Linked DNA regions of Homo sapiens: all the other regions are linked to region 3. A link is a loop called in an ENCODE intact Hi-C map of the cell type or tissue named here. Cell type or tissue: OCI-LY7. All regions are shown on one strand. Links, peaks and the distances in the headings refer to the core of each region. The heading gives the core; the rest is flanking DNA.

Region 1 (6,254 bases), core at 531-5,530, 170 kb before region 3:
TGGTTCAGCAACCACTTACTGAGCCTGCCTGTGGCCACCTCTGTCCCAGGTCCACGCAGGAAGGCAGTCTCCCTTCAGCATGCCACCTCCAGAGGGACTCAACTCCATCCGTGTCAGGGGCTGTTGAGCTCACAGCGGGGCTGATGATCCAGTTGTGAATTATTCACATGCTTTGTTTCCTTCCCTTTCAGCCTCACATGTGGCCCTTTAACAGCTCATTAGTTTTGTTTTAAGGACAGGCAGGGAGAGAGCAATGGGGAGAAGCTGAATTCAGTTTGGTTGAATCTTTGGGATGAAGGGGTGAGTACCAAGTGGAATGGAATTCTTAAATCATCTGGGGATTTCATGTGTTGATCTTGTTCCTTTTTCTCATAGATAATTGATTTGGTGGTTTTAAGTTTTTAAATACAATAAATACACGTACTTTTTTTGTTATTGTTGGGGGGATCAAGTTTCGCTCATGTCGCCCAGGCTGGAGTGCAATGGTGTGATCTTAGCTCACTGCAACCTCCGCCTCCCGGGTCCAAGCGATTCTCCTGCCTCAGCCTCCCGAGTAGCTGGGATTACAGACGTGTGCCACCATGCCCGGCTAATTTTTGTATTTTTAGTGGAGGAGGGGGTTTCACCATGTTGCCCAGGCTGGTCTTGAACTCCTGACCTCAGGTGATCCGCTTGCCTCGGCCTCCCAAAGTGCTGGGATTACAGGCGTGAGCCATCACACCCGGCACCCCGCCCCTCCCCCCCCCCCTTTTTTTTTAAAGGAATGAAACAAAAAGGAATGAAACCTTTCCCTCCCCAATACCTTCTCAACCCTAGACCCTCTACAGAGAAAGAGGCATACCTCTCTGATAAGTTTCTTGTGCAACTTTTTTTTTTAAGATTGTATACCCAAATATTTGGTTAAAAGTACACAGATGGGATCATATTATAGACAGTGTTCTGCATCTTGTTTCTCCTTTTTTTTTTTTTTTTTAAGAAATGTTGCTTGGAGATGTTTCCTCATCAGCAGCTCAAACCCACAGCATTCCCCTTAGAAAGCGTTCCTTTATAGGAATGGCCATGACTCATTTTAATCCGCCCTCTCTTGATGAACAGCTAAGTAGTTTGTAGCTGTTTTTGTCATTACACACAATGCTCAGCGAAACTCTTGGGTATCTGTCTTCTGTGCTCTTGCAGGTTTGTATAGATGGATTATTATGTTTGTTATTAAACCATGTAAAGCAGTTTACAGTGATCCTCAGTTGGACTGTGGAATCCTCAGTCTTTGGACCATAGGGTTGTTCTTTTTGTGTGGTTTGTGTAGCCTGGCAGGAAGGGCTTGTGTTTAGATTTTGAGAGGGTATTTGAGCATCAAGTTAGCAAAGAACGAAACATTGTTCATTTCAAGAATAAGTCTGAATAAGATGTTGGATATATTCTTTGCAGCTTCATAATGCTTTGCAGACTGGAAGGACTGGCTACATCTTTACCTGGACCTAGAGAAGGACCAGAGAGTGTAGCTCAGTTGGAGAAGAGAGTTCCTAAGTGCGGACTGCATAAGGGATGGTGTTTGCAAATCGCTACTCAGAGTGGTTTGTAGCAAAATAGACTGACTTTGCAATACTTCGTGTTCCAGAAACACTTCTGCAATGAGAGCGGTCTCTAGAGGGGATCAGCAGGAAAAGTTTTCCACCAGTTCAGCTGGTGAAAGAGGTGTCTCGAAGCCCTAAAGTGGGAGAGGCAGAGGGCAGCTTAGTGTGGTCGGGCCAGGCTGGAGGCAGTGTTTGGATCTGGGTGTGTGAGCTGAATGGGGGCTCCTGGGGCCTCCTTGCTGGCTGGTGGAGAGGAATGGCAGGTGGGCAGGAGACAGCCCAGATTCACGCTGGCCTCCATCTCTGCCTGGTGGGGCCACTTGGCACTTAGTAAGTGGTTTGGGGGAGAATGAACTTTTGTGGGCAGTTCCCCCTTTCATGGGTTTGAAGTAGTGGAAGTTGGAGGGGAAGTGGGGGCTGTGGGAAGTGCATGTTCCTTGGTGGCCTGGGCCTGGGGGCCGGACCTGCTTTTCACACTGTCACAAGCGCTGGCTTCTTGAATCCTTGTAGCGTCCTCCATGGTAGATGTTCTCACCACTCAACAGAGGAGGATACTGCAGGGTCTGCGGGCGCCAGAGCTTTATTTATGTGTGCTCCGTATTGGAGGGCTGCGTGTGACCCAGCAGTGACAGGACCGTGGGCGACTGGCTGGCGAGGAGGTGCGCTGCCTGCATCCTTGCGCCTAACAGAATGCGAAGGACGGGCTCACATGCTCAGGTGCTTGCTCGGCTGGTGGTTCAGTTTGCTGTGAAGCCTGGCCCAGAGTTTGGGCTTCAGTTCTGGGAAAGAAGAGCATGGTGGGCAGTTATGTGTTACCTCCAGAAGGCTGGAGCACGAAATCAGTGGTCTGACTTGTTGGCCTCTGCTTGCTCCAGAGCCAGCAGTGGGGGCAGAGTGCCAGCTGAGGTGTGTGAGAGACGTCAGTGAGATTCCTGCTTGGCTTCCCAGATGTTGCTGCACGCTGTGGGTGTTCGGGGTACAAAATATGTGTGTTCAGCTGAAGGAAGGGTATGCAGGCCTGGTTGGGACAGGGCAGGGTCAGTGCTGCCGGGACGGAGGGGCAGAGCCTTCCACGCAGGCACAGTCCAGGGTCAGGGAATTAGACAGGTCAGGCCGAGAGATCTTGGACTCACCATCTGCATTGCGTTTCTCGTCAGAAAATGTCTGGCCCCTCCCCAAAGCCCCTTCCTTAATCCTCTCAGCCTCTCAGACATGACTTGAAGTCTCAGGTTTTGTGGCCAGGGAGGCCCCACCTTCCCCTGGTGGTGCCTCAAGAGCTCTGCGTTTCATGCGGTCTGGCTGCCATTCTGTTCACTGTCTCTTGCATTTGTGGGCACTTACATTGAATGCCCTGTTGAGTGAGGCTGGGTGCCCACCTCAACCAGACTGGGTACGGTGCGCCCTTCCGTGTGGCAGATGCGCTGCCTGAGCCAGGATCAGCACGCCGCCCCTGTGGTCACGCTCCGTGCCTGGGCCAGTGCTCCTTGGTGTGAACACGAGTTGTTTTTATATCAGTGTCATTGTTCAGTCCTGCCACGTGCCATGTGCTCTGCCCTCATTCTCTCCCGTCTTCCTCTTGGAAAATGTTTTGAGAGACACAATGAAGTTCTCTTTGTCCCCATCAGCATATTGTGCTCCTAAGTTCTCTATCCTCATGGTGGTAAATCTTGCCTGAGTTTGTTTTTTTGTTTGAGACAGAGTGTCACTCTCACCCAGGCTGCAGAGCAGTGGTGCAATCTCGGCTCACTGCAACCTCTGCCTCCAGGGTTCAAGCAATTCCCCTGCCTCAACCTCCCGAGTAGCTGGGACTACAGGCGCCCGCCACCACACCGGGCTAATTTTTGTATTTTTAGTAGAGACGGGGTTTCACCATGTTGGCCAGGTTGGTCTTAGACTCCTGACCTCAGGTGATCTGCCTGCCTTGGCCTCCCGAAGTGCTGGGATTACAGGCGTGAGCCACCACGCCCGGCCTTGCTTGAGTTTTAATCAGCCTATGTATCCTGGCAGTCAGGGCCAGTCTCCATACTTCAGGGTGTATAGTCAAATCCAAGTACAACTTTTGAGCAGGCAGAGAAGGAAGTGGATATGTGAGCGTTTCCACCAAAGGTTTCCTGAACGCTTGGCCTGGGTCAGGCACTGGGGCCAACAGGGTGGCCGAGGCAGGGCCCTTACTCCTCAGGAGCTCCTGAAGACCCAACCCTGCAGGAGGAGCCAGGGCCCTGAGTGCATGATCCTTGCTTGGCACAGAGTGTGGGTCAGGTGTAGGAAAGAGTCGGTCGTCATCAAGGAAAGAACACTGTCTTTGGAGATAGTCTCAGACCTGCGGTAAGTTGATGTCTGCCTGCCCAGCCTCTGCACAGAGGGACAGTGCCCCAACTGCATCCTGGGATGGCAGACACAGTGCTGAGCATGTCTGCTGGTTGAGGGCAGCCCACTCCTTCCCATGGTCTCATTAGGACCAAATAAGTTCACGGAAGGGAAGATTCCTTGTAAGCTGAAGTGCTGAGAGTTAAATTTAATCAGAGCCCCAAGGGGGAAAACTAACAACTCACCTTCTGGAAGTCTCGAAAATTTTCATCCAAGTGACACTGAGGCTGAGGCTCCGTTGGTGGAAACTCTGAAGAAGTGTTTTCCAGATGGAAGTGAATAGACCTAGGGTTCTCTAGAGGTGCATGGATGGAAATGGCTGCGGGGCGGGGGACTGGGAGGAGCGGCAGAGACAGGAAGAGCCAATGGCATGTGGGGGCGGCCAGGCCAGAAGGACACTCCCTGGGGTCTGTACTTCACCCTCAGTGAGGCAGCAGGGTTTCCAGGGGGAGCCTGCCCCAGTGCCCTCTGAGCTCACTGAGCTTTGCCCTGATCAGTCAGCCCCACTCTTTTTGCTTGTTTGTGTAATGAAGCCCACTGAAGATAAAATTGCATTCAGAAGAAAGAAAATTATGACCTCAAGGGGAAGCAAAGAGAAACCCACAGTGAATGGGGAGCCCCTGGAGATTTTCTAGCAGGAGTTGGTGTGCTGTGTGCCCTCCTTTCCTATTCTCTATGACAGAGCCCTGCGTAGCCCCCTGAGCTTTGTCAAGGCTGCTGAGAGGTTTAGGGGCAGGTGCAGTGTCAGGAGTCCCCCAGCCAGGCCCTGGCACTAGAGGCCATGCGGCCAGACTTGGATGTGGCAGTGGTCTTGGGGCAGGTGCTGCAGGCTCTACCACTCTTCAACTGTGTCTTCCTGTTCTCCTCTTCTCCCATCAGCAAGCTCACCCCCTGGCTTTTGATGCCAGCCTCCTTTGTGGTGTGGCAGGAATGTCCTGGGAAGAGACAAGGCTTGACCACGTGGATGGAGTGGGAAGACAGGAGGCACTGGGGACAGCATGTGGCTGGGGTGAGCTAGTGGGCGGTGGTACTTTCCCCAAAGTCCAGAGCACTGGGTGGGAGCAGCGCTCAGCTGTAGGGATGTCTGGTGTGAGGTTCTTCTGGGCACCTGGCAGAGATCCCAGGTGGCAACTGGCAGAAGGTCCCCAGCTCAGAGTGGGCCCTGCATGGCGTTGTATGCTGGTGTTCTTTTGTGGGCAGGACACCTGCAAGAGGGCTACAGCTGGAGAAATGGGTGGGGAGGAGTGGCTGTTGACAGCTCCCTGGGCCCAGAGAGAATTGAGTCAGAATTGGGGAAATTGCAGAGCGAGCTCAAAAGCAGAAACCCAGTTGGGGGAAAGTACTGAGCCCAGGGCTCTAAATGACTAATGCAGAAATGATGTTAAGTTTACCTCCAGTCAGAGTGAAACTTTGGGCAGCCCCCGCTCCCTACACGCAGCTGCCCTTCAGGGGAAGTGAGAATTGGCCCAAGCCACAGGTGACCATGACAGGACCTTGCACTAGCTGAGACCCGAGGGTTTAGGAAATTATATGAGAAATGAAGCAAGAGATGATTATCTTTTGACAGCCAAGTCCCCAGATGGAATTTAGATATTTGAACTAGGCCTAAGGAATGTCTGTCTATTAAGTGTCTGTAGAAATTTCTGTCATCTGCTTGCACTTGCTGTTTTACTCTGCTACCATTCTTTTCTCTCTCCATCTCGTAAAAAAAAAAAAAAAGCTACATGAAATGATTTCCTTCACGGATTTTAACAAGCCAGGACACAGTGACAGCTATTAGAAATTATAGCTGACAGGGCTGGGAGACAGCTGTACAGTTTGCTGGTGACCTTGCACAAATGAGTTGTTTTGGGTGGAAAAGCTGTTGCTTATTTACAACACTGAGGCAGAGTTGTTGCTTTTGGATCTGAGTTTTGCCATCCTCCTTCCTGTGGGTGTTTTCACTCATCTACCTCCCTACCCACCCACCACACACTGGGTACGAGAAAAGGTAAGAAGAAAAGACTGGGAGGATCAGAGGATATGAAGGTCAGTCCCCAGACAACATCATCGAAGTTCACCCCATCACTATGTTGATGACTGAGGAGGGAAAGCCAGGTAGGGATTTAGGATTAACCTGAGTGCTGTTCTACATTCAGCCTCCCTTGCTAGTCTCCCTGATGGGGACTTTCCTTTGGTGGGTAGTATGAGGGGTTCTTTGAGTTAGCAGAGTCCCTTCCATCTGAAGAAGCTGAGGCTCAGGGGAGTTTCCAGGCAGTGAGACCCTAGGTCCGGAAGGTTCCCTGATGTGGTGTCCCACATAGCTGCTTCCTCTTT
Region 2 (6,184 bases), core at 1-5,000, 200 kb before region 3:
TGAAGTCAAAAGAAATAGGTAATGAATCCCATGCCTCTGTTTTAGGAAGTTGTGAAACTATCTTCCTTAATAGTTAGTGATTGGTGCTGGAAATTACTAGTTTGTCTTCGCCCTTTATTAAAAAGTAATTATTACAAAATGTTGGAGGAAAAGTGTTTCCTGAAAGGAAGGCTGGTGGACAAATTTCTCCTTGCTCCAGGCTCTGCCATAGCCGAGACTTCCTGTTTCTGTTCGGAAATATCCCCGTAGCTTGGTATTTAATGTTTTTGTGGAGTGCCTCTGCTTGCATTCTTTCCATTTATTCAGAATTTTAGAACCTTAGGAATCACATTCTCTGAGTGACTCACCATAGAGAACAAAGAAGTGAATCAGAGACCAGTAATCGCATGAAAACAGATGTGCTTGTACCTTAATGTGTGTACCTATACTTGCAATCTTTATTTTTTATTTTTATTTATTTATTTCTTTAGTTTTGAGATGGAGTCTCGTTCTGTGGCCCAGGCTTGAGTGCTGTGGCGCGATCTTGGCTCACTGCAATCTCCGCCTCCTGGGTTCAAGCTATTCTCCTGCTTCAGCCTCCCCAGTAGCGGGGACTACAGGCGCCCACCACTATGCCCGGCTAATTTTTGCATTTTTAGTAGAGTCGGGGTTTCGTCATGTTGGTCAGGCTGGTCTCGAACTCCTGACCTCAGGTGATCCGCCCGCCTCGGCCTCCCAAAGTGCTAGGATTACAAGGTGAGCCACCGCGCCCGGCCCTGCAATCTTTTTTAATCGGCACTTGATGAAATTATTTAGCGTTTCTTTCATTCTAGTTTGTGCCACCCATGTCTCCCAAGCCTTCTGTCTGAGTGGTTCTGTGCCCTATATGTAGCCTAGACGGCCTCAGTGACTCCATTCTTTCCAAAATAGCTGTTTCGTTGCATAGGAATGTATCCTCTTAATAGGAGTTCAGATCATGTCTGCAAAGTTGAAACGACCTTAAAGGCAGAAGTGTGATGTAAAACTGAAACCTAAATGCCTAAGATGATACTTTCACAGTCAAATATTAGATGATTGTTTCAGAGGGGACAGTGTGATGTCACCCACTTTGACATGATGATTATCCTAAGTACCACCACTTTGTGCTGGAGAGGCGTCTCTCTGAGGAGTTAAGGAGATTTCTTCATCATTTATCACATGAAATTTTATGTATGAGATTTATATTTGAGATTTTTTCATCTCTGGTGGGGTGCTCTGATGAATACCTGTGATGCTTCTGAAGTCCTGAATCACATACATGGATGTGCAGTCGTAGGTGTGGAGCATGTGCCATGGCAAATGGCTCTCTTCAGGTTGAGTGCATAAAAGCAACCCAGGGAGCTATTTGGTGGCTTCTGGCTTCTGACTGCCGGCTGCAACCTGGGAAATTTGTCTTTGTTCCTTTGTTCTGCCTGAGCTGGTTTCAGTGTATAAATTTGCCACGTGGTTGATCATAAACCACCTGAAATTAAGGGGTGGCCTTGTGGCAGTGGTGACTCTGTTCCCACCCCCAGCACCCTGGCCCTATCTAGCACCATCCAGAATCTCACATGCGCAGGGGTTTCTGTGTTAGTGAGAGGTCCTTGAGTAGGAAGGGCAATCCAAAGACTGTTTTGAGAAGTGCTTTCCTCCCCTGCCTCACCATCCCTTTGTAGAAATTTACTTACCTGTTAGACATAGAACTGCATATTTATGTTTGCTTACTAAACATTCATAGAGTGCTCCAGGGTAACTGCCAGGCACTGTTCTATAAATGTTACACGTTATCTCATTAATCCTGCTAGCAATTACTTTTATCTTCATTTTTGTTTCAAATGGGAAGTGAACACTTAACACTGCTGTTAAGTGTGAGGGCTTAAGATGCTAACCCAGGCAGTCTGGTTCCAGTGTGTACCCCACCTCGATGCTCTGCTTCCTCTGCCGTCTGCGCACACAGGAACATGTTAGGAATTTGCATGCTCTACATCGCGAGGGCAGTGGTGGCCCTGGAAAGTGTATTCCCCTTAGAAACTCAGTCACCCTTCCTTAGAAAGACCATGTGATTTAGCCTACAAACGGTGGCACTTTGAAGAGTGAAATAGGATGTTGTTAAGAGCTGTGCCTGGACAGTGGGCATCACCAGGACTCTCCTGAGAAACCCTGGTTGTGTTCCCCTCCTGAAGCCCAGGTAGGGCTTCAGGGAGGAACCGGCAGCAGCTGACAGCACCATCCCTCTCCTAGGGAGGCTTCTTGGAAGCTCATTACTGGACTGACCTTTCTTTTCTATTAACTCAGAGTTTCCTGTGAATTACATGCACAGCCAGTGAGGGCCCTGATTTTATCTCCCTCTCCCCTGTTGCTCTGTGCCAGCTGGTTATGATCCAGGGACCCAGGCCACGAATGTGGCAGATTCTAAGGGTGGCTAAGAGTAGGGAACCTCAGAGGCCTTTTTGGTTCATAAAATGCTAAGGTTCTATGCCTTTGTTCCGCCAGCTGGCTGAAGTGAGGTCCTGCAAACAATCCTTACAGGAAGAGTGAAAGTACTAAGCTGTCTCCTAGTAGCCCTGCTGAAGTTATTCTCAGTGGCCTTCACACAGTAACTCCTTAGAAACTAAAAGGAAAAAAAAAGGTTTTAAAACTGACTACACTTCAGTTGAATCCCGAGAGTAATGAGGCCCTAAGCATATGCACCTCCCTGGGGCTTTTTGTTGTGTGCATTGTTTTCTAGATATTGTCACTGCATTCTCTTTCTAGAGGTTTGGTTGGTTACACTTTTGAAATCTACTTAGTATTTGTTTGAAGGGCTCTGTTCTTACTGAAGTGAGCCCAGAAATGTATAGTATGCTATTTAGTGTAAAACTCACCAATACCAGTGCCTCTGCTTCCAAGGAGATAGACTTATTTTAGTTAAGGGACTACTCATTATCTTTCTGATCTTTCCCAGGAACCAAGAGCTGGAAACGCTTAAGCCACGTTGCTTTGTGCTTCAATGCTGTTGGGCAAAAGAACAGATCTTCTTGGACTAGAAAAAGGAACAGTTGTCAGGCTGGGTGCGGTGGCTCATGCCTGTAATCCCGGCACTTTGGGCGAGGCGGGTGGATCACGAGCTCAGGAGATCGAGACCATCCTGGCTAACACGGTGAAAGCCCATCTCTACTAAAAATACAAAAAATTAGCTGGGCGTGGTGGCGGGCGCCTGTAGTCCCAGCTACTCGGGAGGCTGAGCCTGGAGAATGGCGTGAACCCGGGAGGCGGAGCTTGCAGTGAGCGGAGATTGTGCCACTGCACTCCAGCCTGAGCAACAGAGTGAGACTGTCTCAAAAAAAAAAAAAAAAAAGGAATAGTTGTCTCTTAGAGAGGGTTGCAAAGTGGACATTATCTTTGAACTAGGGAAAAATAATAAGATCACTGAGTATTTTTCTGAAGTTCTGTGTATTTTGATGCCTGGGAGTCTGGAAATTAGAACTGAGTTATGTTTAAGAGTGTTTTTTGTCTCTTGCCAAATGTCTTTTGTGCCCTGGAATTCCAACAAATGTGGCAGTCCCTGGCTGCCAATTTCCTGAAATAAACCTTTCAGCCCACCCACTCTTAAGAGTTTTTAGAAACCAGGCAACATGCAATTTGAATGAAAAAGAATCCTGCAGGGAGTTTGCTGTCTCTGGAAACTCCACGGGAGGCCAGGTGGTCATGGGTGAGAAGTGGCAGCAATAAATGAACCGGCTGGCAAGAGCTCTGCTCTGAAGTGGGGAAAGCCTGGGTCCAGGTGTCTGAGGAGGCCTGTGGGCGTTGGGCCCAGACCTGGGGCTTTCCTTGGTTTTTGCTTTCTTTTACTTTGGGCACAGCTATAAAGGCTAACGGAGGGTAAATGACTTAGAAATACATGGCAAGGATAGGATTAGGCTAGTGCTCACTTGATTAGCTCTGCAGGGCAAGGACATTTCCTAGAACTCACTCTATCATGTCCTCTTGATGAAGCTTTTCAGATTTCACCTTCTCAGTGAGGTCTGTCTTGACCACCCTATTTAAAATTTCTTCTCAGTTCTTTCCCTAGTCTACCTTAACTCTGACCAATATCCTCCTTTTCCCATAACTATCTTTAAAATATGACAGAATTTACTTTCTACCATGTAAGCAATTTAGGGGCAAAGGTTTTGCTCTGATTTATTGATTGACATATCCTTAGTTGCTGGAACCATGCCTGGCACAGAGCAGGGACTCGATGGAGACTTGAATGAGTAAAGCCGTCAGTGGTAAGAGCCCTGTGGGCAGGAGCTGAGTAGATGGGCAGTGGGAAAAGAAGAGGCAGTTGATCAGGGGCTGGAGGGCAGCAGAGCACCTCTAGTGATGGAAACCCACTGTGCCTTAAGACAAAGTATCAACTTTTGGGGCAACTTCAGTTGTTAAAGTTTTCTGTAATATTGAGGGGAAATGACAGTATTTTCAGCCTGGTCCTAGGTCTGCACTCATGGGCTTTTCAGAAATATCACAATGACAGGCCCTCAGTCTTCTAACACAGCTGTGTGGTCCCATTTTGTGTGTGTGTTCTTTTCCAGGCCTCACCTTCTGTTGTTTCAAAACATGGTTTTAAATCATCTCACCATCCTCATAGCTGCAGTTTGAAAATTTTGGACTGGATGGTGATGAGGATGTCCTCAATATCTGAAAATAATTGGTCCTAGAAAAAGGCCACTTAGCCATTAATCCATGTGAATCAGGGATCAACATTTCCTAGTCAAAGTGGAAAAAAAGTTCGGTTGGGACTTTATTTTGGAAAAACAAATATCAAATTGTAAACATAAAAGTTAATTTCATCCTGAGTACTCATTTTATTTTATTTTAAATCTATTTATTTATTTAGAGATATGGTCTCCCTCTGTCGCCTAGGCTGGAGTGCAGTGGCATGATCTCGGCTCACTGCAACCTCTTCCTTTTGGGTTCAAGTGATTCTCCTGCCTCAGCCTCCTGAGTAGCTGGGATTACAGGTACACGCTACCACAGCCCAGCTAATTTTTGTATTTTTTTTTCTTTAGTAGAGACGGGGTTTCACCATATTGGTCAGGCTCTGAGTACTCATTTTAGAATGATGAGTCCATTTTGGGGGGACAGTGTAATTTTCCTGACAAAATTCTATAATGCACATAAGACAGTCTTCACTTGATGTTGGACTTCAGTGGCATGATCATAGTGAAAGTTTTTTCCCCAGAATTAGTTGCGCTGGTCTGGAAACTCCCACCACCCCCACCTCCAGCTTCTCTTTGTCCTTTTTATTCATATCATTCTCCTTTGGCCACCTTTTGGTTCATATTAAATGGCTTGACTGCTAGATCTTTTGTCACTTTCATTGGCTTCATGAGCTGCTGCACCTTTGTGAGGTCTGCAGGGCCTGTTTGCTGTCTGTGTGTGGTATTTGGGTTGCACTCTCCTGTGATCTTGGGATCGGAGATTGGTTTTGGATCTGCCAGTGTTAAGTGGGCTGGGGTGAATCCAGTGTTTCTTGTGGTTTGTGCTGAAACCTTTGGTTCCCCTCCAGGTCCTCCCCACTGGCACTTATTGAACAATAGGAAGCTCTGTTCTGTGGGTGTGGTCTGACTGGCAGCATCAAAACCTTTGGCCCTTGTCATTAAGCAGATAAAATTATACTAGTTTATACTAGTGCGTCCTCCCACCTCCACCCCTGCAGCCAGGAGATTCACCCTGAGTTTGCAGTGAGACCGAAATCTTTTTAACATGTGCTGCTGCTAATCCACCACACCTCACAATAGTTGTAGAGCTGTTTATTATTTTTTAAAAACCTAAATTGAGGACTTTACATTGTTTCCAATTTCACATTAATCATTCATCTCATCTACTTAAGCCTATCAACATATGTCTGAACACTATTTTTTAAAATCCAGTGTCCCATATTGTTTTGTACCATGGACCGATTTGATTATACTCCTGTTGGTTTTATCCAACTGATTAACAAACATGTTGAATAGAGCAGAGTCAATTACAGAGATTCTGGGTGGAGTTGGATGACTGAGATTTTGACTTGGAGAGTAAGGATATCCTTAATTTTAAAAAGTCAGAGTTTAATTTTAAATGCTGGTTTTGAAGTGTTTGATGATCTGTCCTTGGTGAAAAGAGATCCAACAAATGAGAGTCTAGAATGCGGGAGGAGGGTGTCTAAACGCGAAGGTGATCTGCA
Region 3 (6,254 bases), core at 869-5,868:
TGTTGGCTGGCAATTCCAATCTCTGCCTCCATCATCACATGGCCATCTTCTTTCTCCCTATGTCTCTTTCTTCTCTTTTACAATTCTTTTTAAAAAAGAGACAGGGTCTCACTATGTTGCCCAGGCTAGTCTTGAACTCCTGCCCTCAAGTGATCCTCCTGCCTCAACCTCCCAAAGTGCTGGTATTACAGGCATGAGCCATCATACCTGCTTCTCTTTTCTTCATATAAGAACACCAGTCATATTGGATTAGGGGCCCATCATATTCCAGTATTACATCATCTTAATTACATCTGCCATGACCTTATTTCCAAATGTCACATTCTGAGGTTCCAATGGGTTAGGACTTCAACCTTCAATACCTTTTTTTCTGGTGGGGGACACAATTCAACCCATAACACCCTCATTTTCATGAAATTTCATGTCTATCAAAAACAGTGCATAGTGTGATATCCTCAAATTGCATTCTTAACAGATTTTTAAAACCAAAAATTTAATGTCAATCATAAAAAATATTAATAGGGAAGACAGTGTTCAACTCATATTCATTTTATCTGATGACTTTCCAATAACCAAGAAGCAATCTTTCCACCTTTTAAAATCACTATCCATCTCTCCCTTCAACGTGCTCTCATTTTCATATTCAAGAATAATATGATGTCCATTTCTTTCTTTAGCATATACTCACAACCACTGGCATAGGTCCCCACCCCAACTTACATTTCATTGCAGAGATATCACAAGCCCCATTAGTTACTTGTAGTCTAATTTTCTTTTCAACATAAATCAGGTATATAACTGAGGTCAAAAATCACATTTATCCAGATACAAAGGCTAAAAAGAAAAATACCCAATTTCAAAACTTTGAGTTGAATTAGTGTTTATCTCCTGTGAGGCTGCAAATGAAACTCACCTGCTTCCCATGTCTCTAACATTATTTTTGTTATTCTCATGTCAAGAGTTCATTTCATTCATCTTTCACTAAGCATTGCTGTAACCTACCTACTCCAAGGATAGTACTGAGATGGCCACTGGTAATAAGAATGAATGATGCAGTTTTTTCAATGCTTGCCAGATTTTTATTTTTGTTATTAAAAAATGAAACACTAAGTCACAAATGAAACACATATTTGTATGTAAAAATAGAAGAAATCTAGAGAAAAACCAATATTGAATATGAATCTAAACCGTGTAACTTAAATCATCAAGGGGAAGAGATTAACATTTATTGAGGCCTTTCTTAAGGTACCACATCAGGCAGTTTGCTAGGCAATTTATATGCTTCATCTAATTCAGACACATCCCCATCAGTTAGGACTTGTTCCCACAGGTTTGCTTGCTTTTGGTTTTTGAGACTGCGTCTAGCTCTGTCGCCCAGGCTGGAGTGCAATGGCGCAATCTCCACTCACTGCAACCTCGACCTCCGAGGCTCAAGCGATTCTCATACCTCGGCCTCCTGAGTAGCTGAACAGGCGTCCACCACCACGCTCGGCTAATTTTTGTATTTTTCTTTTGTAGAGACGGTGTTTTGCCATGTTGGCCAGGCTGGTCTCGAACTGCTGGGCTCAAGCAATCAGCCCGCTTCGGCCTCCCAAAGTGCTGGGATTACTGGCGTGAGCCACCGCGCCCGGCCTGTTTCGAGTTTTTAACCACATTCAAGAAGAGAGAGGTTTACAGAAGTCACTTGCCTTAGATTCCATATTCAGACCAATGGCTCTTTCAAAATTACCTTCTTAGTTTTAGCCAAATATGAAATACATGGAGATCCAAGGAGGTGAAGTGGCCATTGGAACACGTACCTCAGTGGAAAAAGAAAACCTGGTAAAGGTACGGTTTTACCAAGCATGAAAACAGTTGTGCTGATATTCAATCTTCTGTTTTATTCCCACTTTTTGCCTCCCACGTTAGATTCTGTTCAGATAGCCCGTGAAGGGTGACAGGGTATGCCATCCCAAAAATATGTCTCTGGCATAAGGATTATTTTAAGCTAAAAGCACTTGAAAAACAGAAGAGTGCTCTAAACTGCCCCCTTTTCTTCATGAAACAAGAGAAAACTCCTGTAAAACATGGCCTCCCTACACCAGGAACAAAGAAACACTCGGCACCAGAGCCGAGCAAGGCGGAGATTTCTACCTAGACGTGGTTCAAGCAGTTCCATCTTCCATTAGCCTCCCCGCACACTTTACTCTCCCACAGCTGCCGCTCTTGGTTCTGCCTAGCACAAAAGTATTTGGGTTTTGCCATTTCTTTGTGTCTTTTTCACGTAAAACATATTCAAGAGATGTATGTTTTTCTGTTGTTAATCTGTTTTATGTCAATGTAACGCTCTGACCCACCTCGCGACACTAAGAAAGTCAAGTTTGGCCTCCCCTTACACCCGCTTCCCATTTCTGGGCACACAGACAGTACGGACAATGCTTCTTTGTCGGCGAGAGCCCAGGGACCAGATATGGCCAAGGAAATCCAGCCTCCAGGCCACTTCTGAGGAGCAGGTAGCCGGCGGAGCGCTCCGCCGCGCAGGGGCGGGAGGTGTCCGCGGGCCTCACGAGTGCACAAGCCCGCATTGCGAAGCGCCGCTCGGGCCAAGAAGGAAAGCGCACTGTCCGCGTATTTCAAAGGCGCGTTGGGGCCAGGAGGGCCGAACTGCTGGAACGTGGTTCATGCAGCTGAAGCCCACGGACCCTAAGCGCGGCTCATCGGGAAGGCCCGGAGACAGGTGCTAGGCGCTATCATCCCGCGCCCTCCCAAGCCCGGCGCGCGCCTGTGACGTCACGCCTGGCGGAAGGTGGACGCTACCACCGCCGCGCTCCCCCTCCGGCGCCTCTGCGGCCAGGCCGCCGACTCACCTTCCCGTCCTGATGAAAAGGGAGGCCGGGCTCATCCGTGGTCGCCGGGGGACGAACACAGCCTGTCTCTTCGGCCGCTCCGGAGGCGAGCAGCGCCCCGGCGGCGGCCTCGTAGTCCGGGAAGGGGTTGACGAACGCCCGTTCCTCCATTTCTGCCTCCCCTCCCAGGTGGAGCTTCAGCCTCTTTGACATGGTCTCGCCCATCTCCGCCGCGGTACGGCGCGCGGGCGGGGACAAACCTCCTGTCCCGGCGCTGCAGCTCGCCCCGCCGCCGCCTCCTCCGAGGGCCCGCGCAGAGAGCGTCCTCTAGGAGGAGCGAGGCCGCGCGCTGGCGGGAGGAGCGGGGCGTCTGAGCGTGCACTGCCTCGTCGCGGGCTGCTCGCACATCAGGCGGCCGCAGAGGCGGTGGGCGCTGTGCCTCTGCCCTGTTCCTGGCGCCTTTGCCCTGCTCCCGACGGAGAGGAGCGGGCTCGCGGGAGCGCCCAGCGGCTCACAGCCTGCTCGCGCCTCCTCGCACCTTCCCCGTGGCCCGCAGAGCCCGTCCGCGGCGACGCGCACGGCCGGGGCTGGAGTCCCGGGGTGGGGATCGCTGCGCCCGGCCAGCCCCCTCCGCGATTTCCAAAGAAAACCGAACGCCCGCTAGGGCCACGCTCCCGCGGGGAAAACCTGTAGAGAAGAGGTCGCTGTCACTCAAGGTGTGTGCGCGTCGCCGACCGGGGCGAGCTCAGCCCCTGGCGCGCCGTCGTCAGCCTGCATTTCACCGGCCCCTGCTGCGCCAGCCCAAAGGAATAGCAGCAGTTCTTTGTTTGATATTAAGAAGAAAAAAAAAATCTCTTCTAAAGAACAGAATTTCAAAACAGTCTAAAACACTGCAAGGCTAGTCTCCGAGGGATGGGGGAGGGAGACAGTCCCTCCTATTCATCACTGTTGGAGGGGGGTGTCTGGGAGGAGGAGCCACAGGCCTTTTTTTTTTTCTTTTTATGTTTTATGTTCACTCCCTTTGTTTTGAATAAATGGACATCTTTGATACCGGGACATAAAATGAAAGCATACTTAATTATCCAAACATTTTATCGACCAGAAAGAGTCCTCCAGTGTTAATTGGCAAAGATCATAGTATGTATTATAAAAAGGACACAAGCAACCAGATCTTTACATTTATGTAATCGTGATGTGGTTTACTTCAGTCTTCATTGGTTCTCTTTATTTTTATTTGTTTGGACCAAATACGTGTAATGATTTCTGCTCCTTGAGGAAAATGTCTTATTTCCGTTTTCTTCCGCTCAGTAAACGTTGATTGAGCACCAAATGGTACTAGGTGATGAAGAAATAAGAGATTAAAAAGATAGTTTTGGCTCTCTGGGGATTCCCAGTTATTGGGTGAGAAAAGCAAGGATTACAGCATAGCTGATGTAGGTGCTTTTCTGGAAGCAAGCAAAAATACACGTTAATGTAAAAAGTGACATGATGAAGAAAAACACAGTGCCGAGCACAGGGAAGGCTCGGTTCCTCCTGCCTCCGTGGCCTCGGTGGAATGATGTGGGAAAGTCTGGCTTCCCACTACCTCTTCTAGTGTCCCCCCAACCCCACAGGGCTGGACATGTGAAACACACCCCACCAAGAACATGACCATGGGAAGGTACAGTGTAGAAGAAAATCATTTTAAAGGGGGTACTCAGCATAACTATCTTCAAAGTTCAGGGAAACAGAACAGATACAACAGGATGAGTGTTATAGCAGCATCCCTTAGCTCCACTTTCCTGCTTTCCCCTTTCCTGGGGTCTTTTCTCCCACCAAATTTTCATACCTAGACGGTGTAGGAAAATCCACTCCAGGAACTACTGATGCCGACATGCTCTAGGAGCCATCCTTATCCCACCACAGGGACTTAACTAGACAAAATAACCCACGGTGATATTCCCCAAAGTCTGGGGAACTATCACGCCTTGGACAGGTACAGCAGAAACGTCCACTGCGGGCTTTGTTAGGCTAAGCCTAGTGAATTCTCAGCTCTCCCTACCCAGGAGGGAGGTGAAGATTGTCTCTTCTTCCTGCAGTCTGCTGGTGGATAACTGGCAACTGTTGGCAAGTACAGAAACCTGTCCTAAAGAAAACCAATATTTTCAAAAGCTGAAAAATCGAAACCCAATTTAAGGAGTCGGCATATTTTCCTAAATGCTCTCTTATCGGCAGATCCCCTGCCCTCCTGGACAGCTCACTGACACTATTTTATGGAGAAGTGGTAGGTTCCCTTTCTTCAGCCTCCTGTCCCCTGGGGGTTTTTTAATGCAGAGCACAGGGGATTCCCTTCTGCGGCCCTTTTACACCCAGGGCTATCTTCCCCCGTGGCCACTCTTGAGCTCTTGAGTAGTACAGAGACCTTGGTCAGTGCCTTGAAATTACAACTTTATTTTCCTTAGGACAAGCCAAATTCTTAGGACACCCTCCCCACTCTTCTGTGTAAGAGAAGGGCAAGAGGACATACATGCCGGCCCAAAGCACACCCAAGGAGTCGTGAGGGCCCCTGGCAACTGACCTTTCAAAGGAAGACATAGTCCAAGGACACGATGTGCGAGAGGGCGGCATTGTGGCACCACGTTGAGATCTGGGGGGGCACTGGGCGGAGCAGCACCTGGGGAAGCCGCCGGGTGCGGTGCTTGGGTCACGGCCCTCCGGGGAGGCCACCGGGTGCGGTGCGGGGCAGGGCCCTACGGGGTGGCCGGCGGGTGCAGAAGTTGCTACCAGGGGAGGGTGTGCTCATCCTTGAAGATCTGAGTCAAAATAGGCAGTGTCATCCTCTTCCATTCCCCAGCACCTAACGTGGCTGCCCCAAAAGCCGCTGAGCTTGAGCTCCCTTCTAAAGCCAAAGCAGGCAGCAAGGCGGAGAGGAACCCCGGAGGTGGGAGGTCACTGGGGGGCGGGGAGGGTGGTTTCGGGGCACAGGGCAGCGGTGACTGCCCGCAGGGGCAAGCCCGGGCTCCCCGCCTGCGGCGGCTCCCCACCAAGTGGGGCCTGAGACAGGAGGAGCTGAGGTGGGGGCGCCTCCCTGAGAAACGCCACTTCTTATCTGGAGCGCCCCAAAGGTGAGAGGAAGACGATGGAAAACCTGGGGCACGAGGGCTCTCACTGTGGGGTTCAGCCATCGCCGAGCCCTGAGGCCCCGCAGACAGCCCCGGCTCTCCTCTTTACCCCAGAGTCAGGTACCAGCCTCTGGCCCGGGAACCAAGCCTCAGGTGCTTGCAGGGCTAGAATGTGTGGTTCTGAGAACTGCGTGGTGCTGGGTCAGAACCACGTGGGGCCTGTATTATGTATTTCAAAACTTCACGCTTCCCTGCAGCCTCAACACGGAAAACAGGCAGTGAGCCCCCCTCTCCCCCACCCCGCCCAGGTGACCAGATGCCCCAGTGT

The links. A loop is a pair of places that touch in the nucleus more often than their neighbours do. Peaks named below come from ENCODE experiments on the same cell type or tissue, not always from the same donor. Only the 100,000 strongest peaks of a DNase experiment are listed, where the experiment ranks them.
Region 1: a loop joins it to region 3, with 2.7 times the contacts of the local background. A loop is called at or near these places in 4 of 110 quality-filtered maps.
Region 2: it touches region 3 in a loop (7-fold over the local background); 33 of 110 quality-filtered maps call a loop at or near these places.

Annotation. Positions count from the first base shown.
Region 1 is chr7:55,533,535-55,539,788 of GRCh38, reverse strand. The region is part of intron 1 of VOPP1 (VOPP1 WW domain binding protein); the gene reads left to right. Among named protein-coding and RNA genes, the nearest start is that of VOPP1, 36 kb to the left of the region's middle. RefSeq lists enhancers at 1-533, 2,893-3,042, 3,653-3,982, 4,703-4,862, 4,883-5,492 and 3 more. In OCI-LY7, for the core only: a CTCF peak has its summit at 2,902; DNase peaks (open chromatin) are centred at 4,364, 4,708 and 5,218; H3K4me3 peaks cover 2,596 bases; H3K27ac peaks cover 3,313 bases.
Region 2 is chr7:55,565,232-55,571,415 of GRCh38, reverse strand. The region is part of intron 1 of VOPP1 (VOPP1 WW domain binding protein); the gene reads left to right. Among named protein-coding and RNA genes, the nearest start is that of VOPP1, 4.2 kb to the left of the region's middle. RefSeq lists silencers at 2,246-2,540, 2,688-2,737. In OCI-LY7, for the core only: CTCF peaks have their summits at 2,033, 2,233 and 2,506; DNase peaks (open chromatin) are centred at 985, 1,475 and 1,915; H3K4me3 peaks cover 2,608 bases; H3K27ac peaks cover 2,525 bases.
Region 3 is chr7:55,362,822-55,369,075 of GRCh38, reverse strand. LANCL2 (LanC like glutathione S-transferase 2) reads right to left here and starts at 3,739. Exons shown (of 9, transcript NM_018697.4): 1 at 2,847-3,739. The coding sequence starts at 3,050. RefSeq lists enhancers at 2,275-2,514, 2,545-3,004, 3,625-3,814 and a silencer at 3,135-3,554. In OCI-LY7, for the core only: a CTCF peak has its summit at 3,319; DNase peaks (open chromatin) are centred at 2,105, 2,765 and 3,085; H3K4me3 peaks cover 3,519 bases; H3K27ac peaks cover 2,384 bases.